2 separate regions of the Mus musculus genome follow, and region 1 is linked to region 2. The links are chromatin contacts, found by Hi-C or POLR2A ChIA-PET in ENCODE. All regions are on one chromosome and are shown on one strand. The core of a region is the stretch at or near the end of the contact, and the rest is flanking DNA. Distances in the headings are between cores, read along the strand shown.

What was found. A loop is a pair of places that touch in the nucleus more often than their neighbours do. ChIA-PET counts read pairs that join two places held with the same protein, here RNA polymerase II (POLR2A).
Region 1: a map of T-helper 17 cell shows a loop between it and region 2 (2.0-fold over the local background). The contact joins the enhancer-like site here to the promoter of Ilvbl in region 2. A Hi-C loop is called at or near these places in 2 of 37 maps with a recorded cell type or tissue (T-helper 17 cell and T-helper 2 cell). POLR2A ChIA-PET finds 5 or more read pairs at or near these places in 1 of 5 experiments (Patski).

Annotation. Positions count from the first base shown.
Region 1 is chr10:78,480,555-78,483,254 of GRCm38, forward strand. No RefSeq gene overlaps it. Among named protein-coding and RNA genes, the nearest start is that of Gm30232, 4.8 kb to the right of the region's middle. Within about 2 kb of position 1,422, at least 1 of the 3 ENCODE cell types and tissues checked has a DNase peak (open chromatin) inside an H3K27ac peak, as active enhancers do.
Region 2 is chr10:78,573,735-78,576,434 of GRCm38, forward strand. Ilvbl (ilvB (bacterial acetolactate synthase)-like) reads left to right here and starts at 1,257. Exons shown (of 15, transcript NM_001359302.1): 1 at 1,257-1,497. The coding sequence starts at 1,363.

The DNA of each region.
Region 1 (2,700 bases), core at 172-2,671, 93 kb before region 2:
TCCGTGAGATCCAGCTGTAAGGCATTTTCTCAATTAGTGATCAAGGGTGGGAGGGTCCATTGTGGGTGGTACCATGCCTGGGCTGATAGTCTTTGGTTCTATAAGAAAGCAAGCTGAGCAAGATAGGGGAAGCAAGCCAATAAGTAACATCCTTCCATGGCCTCTGCATCAGCTCCTGCTTCCTGACTTGCTTGAGTTCCAGTCCTGACTTCCTTTGGTGATGCACAGCCACGTGTAAGCTGAATAAACCCTTTCCTCCCCAATTTGCTTTTTTTTCCCCCCTTGGGTTTATTGAGACAGGGTTTCTCTGTGTAGCCCTGGCTGTCCTGGAACTCACTTTGTAGACCAGGCTGGCCTCGAACTCAGAAATCTGCCTGCTTCTGCCTCCAAAGTGCTAGGATTAAAAGCGTGTGCCACCACGCCCGGCCCCCAATTTGCTTTTTGGTCATGATGTTTATGCAGGAATAGAAATCCTGACTAAGACAATTCCTTACAATGTGTTTCTCCTTATTGTTTGCCTTTTTAGGGATTGGGGTTAAAGCTAGGACCTTGATATGCACTCCACCAACGGAGCCTCAATACCACTTCCTCTTTCTGATCTGTTCCCCAAGCAATGGGGTTCCTCCTTTCTCTTCAGAGCAGATCTGGTCCCCAGTTCGTTCTTTCTTTCTTTCTTTCTTTCTTTCTTTCTTTCTTTCTTTCTTTCTTTCTTTCTTTCTTTCTTTCTTTCTGTCTTCTTTCCTTCCTTCCTTCCTTCCTTCCTTCCTTCCTTCCTTCCTTCCTTCCTTCCTTTCTTCCTTTCTTCTCTTAGCCCCACTCACTCTGGCCTCATTCATCCCCAGTAATTTCATTAAGACAAAGCAAACTTTACACGCTGGCCTGTGCCGCTGATCTGTGAACCTGATGTGTCCGTGACCACAGGAGTGCCAAGTGTAGGTCTGGAGATGGGACAGAGAGGTGCACTTTCTCTAAGACTGAGAGGATTGCACGTGTGTGGGGAGGCATGAAAATAGGAAAGCCAGAGCAGCAGCTTCAAGTCTGTTGTACCCATGAGTGGCTCTAAGAAGGTGAACATGAGCCCGGAAATCGCTGGAATAGGTACCCCCGGGGTTCAGAGTTCAGACAGCCGAGCACACGGCTGACCGGGTCTGGGATTCCACGGAGGCCATGAGGCTGGAGGAGTCCACCCGATCTCTGAGGGTCTTACAGCACTGGAGCTGGGTGGGAGCTTTTAGACAGCAGCATTTAGGAGTGCCACCCATGGGGTGATCAGCGCCATAGGCCAACGGGTTGGAACAGCGTGGAATGAATTAACCACACTGAGGAGCGAATCCCAGATGAGATGGCTTGGTGCTAACCTGGGTGTGCAGAGAGGGCTTGGGCGCCGATGTGCTGCACTAGCTCAGAGGAGCGGGTAGGGGTCAGTACCACAGAGCTGGTTTCCCGGAGAGGCGAGGCACGAGCGAGGCCCCGCCTCCAGCTCACCCCTAGCGGAGCGGGACTCCAAGACTCAGTTCACCCAAGTCCAAAAACTACGCCTGCGCGGAGGGACAAGCGAGCTGATCCGCAGACCGTAACAGCAACTGTGACCTCAGCAACCAAGGCTAGCCCGGCATGGAGGGCGAGTGCCGGGTGCTCTCTATTCAGAGCCATGTAGTCCGTGGCTACGTGGGCAACCGGGTGGCCATGTTCCCTCTGCAGGTTCATGCCTCGCCACTTCTATAACCCAGCCCGGCCGCTAGTGTGCAAGGCGGCGGCGATGACGTTGGTTCCCTTGGGGCCACCCTGGGGTTCCTATCGGGAGCTGGGCGCGCTTCGGATAGAGCCTGGGGCACACAGGCTGGGGGCGTGGAGTACTCTGGAGAGCCTACAGTAGGGTAGTGAATGTGGCACACCCCTATCTGACTGTGGTACACACCGTAGTTCTTAAGGGTACCTGCTGCTTCGGTCGGCCTGGCCAACCCTGAGTGATAAAATGCTGAGCTGGGAGGATCCGCGGGGGCTGCTGAAATTCAGGAGGCTGAGTTAAGATCGCAGACTGGTTGGAGCCCAAGAAGCTGAGCCACACTACAGGTCTGATCACTCCTGAGGTGGCCTGTCATCGCTGGGATGGGGCTAGAACCGCAACCCTACACCTCCAGCAGGCTTGCTTGTATTACTGAAGAGACAGTAATACAAGCAAACAGTTTGCTGAGTTTGGCTTTGGAAGCAACCTGTTAGAAGGAATGCAGCCTTGTGTTGTCTTCCCAGAGCCTCTCCTGTGAGGTGTGTAATGAATGAGGTTGTCTCTGATCATTTCTGGCAGGTGGTGCTTCCTGCTTGTGACTGGTTGCCTTGGAGGGAACCAGGGTGTCATGGGCACTAGAATGGGAGCCATAGGCAATGTCAGCTGACTGGTGCTTCCTTGCCTGGCTGGTCCAGCAGGAAGATTGGGCTGGCCTGGGCAGCCAGGTGGTGGCCTCTTGCAATGTACTTTTTGGCTGGTCACTGAGCAAGGTGGCAGGTCCCCATTCCCCTTCCACTCATGGCCAGCCACTATACTGATTCCTGGGAGATGTTAGGGTATAGTAGCTGGCTACCATGGACCTGGAAGGATCTGGAAGGACCACAAGTGGCTGGAATTGCATCTAAGGACAATCCAGGGCTGTCCTGAATCAGGCTTGCTTGCCAGACAAATAGAGCAATTGATTGTTATTATAC
Region 2 (2,700 bases), core at 7-2,506:
ATACCATGGCTTGCAAAGGTCAGGGAACACCAAGGAAGAGGAAGTGGAAAGAATATAAGAGCCAAAAGATGGGGAGAAAGGCTGTGGAATGCTATCTTGTGGACATGACACAGCTGAAGCGATTGTGATTTTTGGTTGGTCTCTATGCACTCCTGCTTGTCCTGGAACTCACTATGGAGAAGAGCCTGGTCTTGAACTCGGAATGGTGGGAATAAAAGCACATACTATTACACTGGTTTACATTGTTAAATATCCATTGTTCAGGCTTCAACAAATAGCTCAAAACTCTTGGTTACACAGATGGTCCTGATTAAAAGCCAGTCAAAGAAAAAGACATAAATTGGAGAAAGGGATTTGTAAGACAGATCGGAGTTTGTAAAAGGTCCCCAGATGCTGGAAACCTGGAAAATGACTGAACCGGCCTGGCACCAAACACTAGGGAGTTCTCTAAACATCCTGCAAAGCCTCACAGTGGTCCAGGAAGGGGAGGGGCTTGCATATGTTGCGGTCGGGAATGCGGGTTCTGGGGAGCTCGGGTGGGGGGTGTGTCACAGTCCACGCCCGTGGAACGTGCCGCGAGATGGTTCTCGCGGGTGTGGAAGGCGCGGTGTAATGTTAGCCAATTAGAGGCGAGAGAGAGAAGCGACCAATGATAAACGTCTCTTTCGGATAGCTTTTTCAGCGAGACTCCAGTTTGGCGCACGCGCGTCTCGTTGAACTACGGGGCGCTGCAGAGCCAAGTGGGCAAAAGGGGCACCACTCCACACTCCCCAGTCACGTGACCCAGAAGCGGCAGAGTTCCACTGCAGTCAGGGACCTTTCCTATAGGCAAAGGTCATAGGGCCTTGTTTGGGGATGGGTGGAAGGGAGTTCTATGTAGTGGAGCTGAAGGCGCATCCTATTGAAAAGTGACCTCGGCTGAAGGCCAAAGGTCAAGAGTCTGGTGTGTGTGGGGAGGGTGGGGGAGCGTACCCTAGGCTGCGCGATCCGATGGGGGTGTGGCCTTACGACTCAATGATGTAAGCGCGAGGCGGGCTCTCCGCTGAGCCCCAGTCCAGCGTTGAGGAGGGTGGGTTCTGCATGGGCTCGTTAACAGATAGGTAAGTAGGAATTTCAACCTTGTTTCGGTGCTACTGCGATCGCCTTGACCTGCTGTGGCCTACTTTTAGTTTGAAGGTGGTGACGTCAGGGGGCGGACTTAGCCTCACTGGGGCGTGGCTTTAAGTCCAGTCTAGATGCGTCTGTGGGCGTGGCCTGGCAGGTCGGGGAGGTGTGGCCCAGGTCCGGCGGACGATCCTGCTTCCGGATTAGATTATAGTACTAAGATTCTGGCTCTGTGCTTTCTTACTTAGGTTCTGCCTCATGGAAACTTCTGCGGCCGCTGCATCTGCGGGAGGCTTCTTCCCCTCCTTCCTGCTCCTGGCGTTTGGGACGCTGGTGGCTGCCGTGCTGGGCGTCGCTCACAGACTGGGGCTCTTCTATCAGCTGATGCACAAGGTGCTTAGGGTAGAAGGAGGGCTAGGGGTAGGAGGAAGGCACTAAAGGTGTTTCTCCAGCTCATCCACTGTGCAGGTGTGGAAAGCGAGTCCCAGCTAGTCTAGAAGTGGCTGGTTGGGAGATTCTTTACAGAGCTCTGTCCCTTTGCCAAACTGTATATGGGCCTGGACTTTGTAACTAGTACGAGATAATGGGGAAATTGTCGTTGTCTGGACAGCACACATTCTCCGCCTACCTCCATACCCAGGGGCCTGAGTCATTTTAACAGAGCAGGCCTTTTAAACATAGTGAGATTGGTGGGCTGAAGGTAGGCAGGGGAGGGAATGGGCTCTGATAGTAAGCCCTTCTGAGGAACTGTCTTAGCATATTTCGTACCATCTTCACCAAAGTAAGTGCTATAATTTCTGTCCTTGTGCCCACAAGAGGCAAATGATCTACAGAGAAGTTTAGTATTTTCTCTAGATGACAGATTTGGGAAAAGCTGACCCCACAAGTCATACTTATAAACCACTTGTTCCATTCTGAGAAATTCTTGCCCTTACCCAGTCCCTTTTCTTCTAGACAGGGACAGTGCCACTGACCTTGAAGTATGTAGGGATCGTGAAGCTACTGAGGCTTGGATGCTCAGGGTAGTCTGTGCCAGGAGTCACTTCCGTGCTAGGCATATGGCTGCTGGCAGCATGTCAGCTGGACCTGTGCCTCACTAGCAGAGGGAGGCAATAGGCTGGATGGAGTTAGCACTCCAAGTGCCAGGCCCTGCAGGGATACTAGGAAGCAGGCACACATCTAAGCCAGGGGCCTTCTGCCTCTTGCCAGGCTCTCCTGGATTCTCTGTAGATTTAACCTCTATCTCCTTTCTTCTCAACTGGCCCAGTATCTCTGGAGCAGGCATTATAATCTCCAGAGCCACTTAAGAACATAGGCTTTATCTCAGTCTGCTACTTGGTAGGCTGGGGAGAGATGGTCACAAATTCAAGCCCTGCCTAAGCTACATAAGGAGTTCAAAGCCTCGTGAGACCTTGTCCTAGTAAAAGCTGATGATATAGCTCAGTGGTTAGAGTGCTTGTCTAACACTATCTATGCCCAGGGTTCAATCCTCAGTACAGTTTCAAAAAGAACATTTCTTCTGTTGGAGTCTATCACTTGGGCAAGTCTTGGCATTTTTAGCTGTAGGACAAAGAGAACAATAAATTTGCTAAGTCA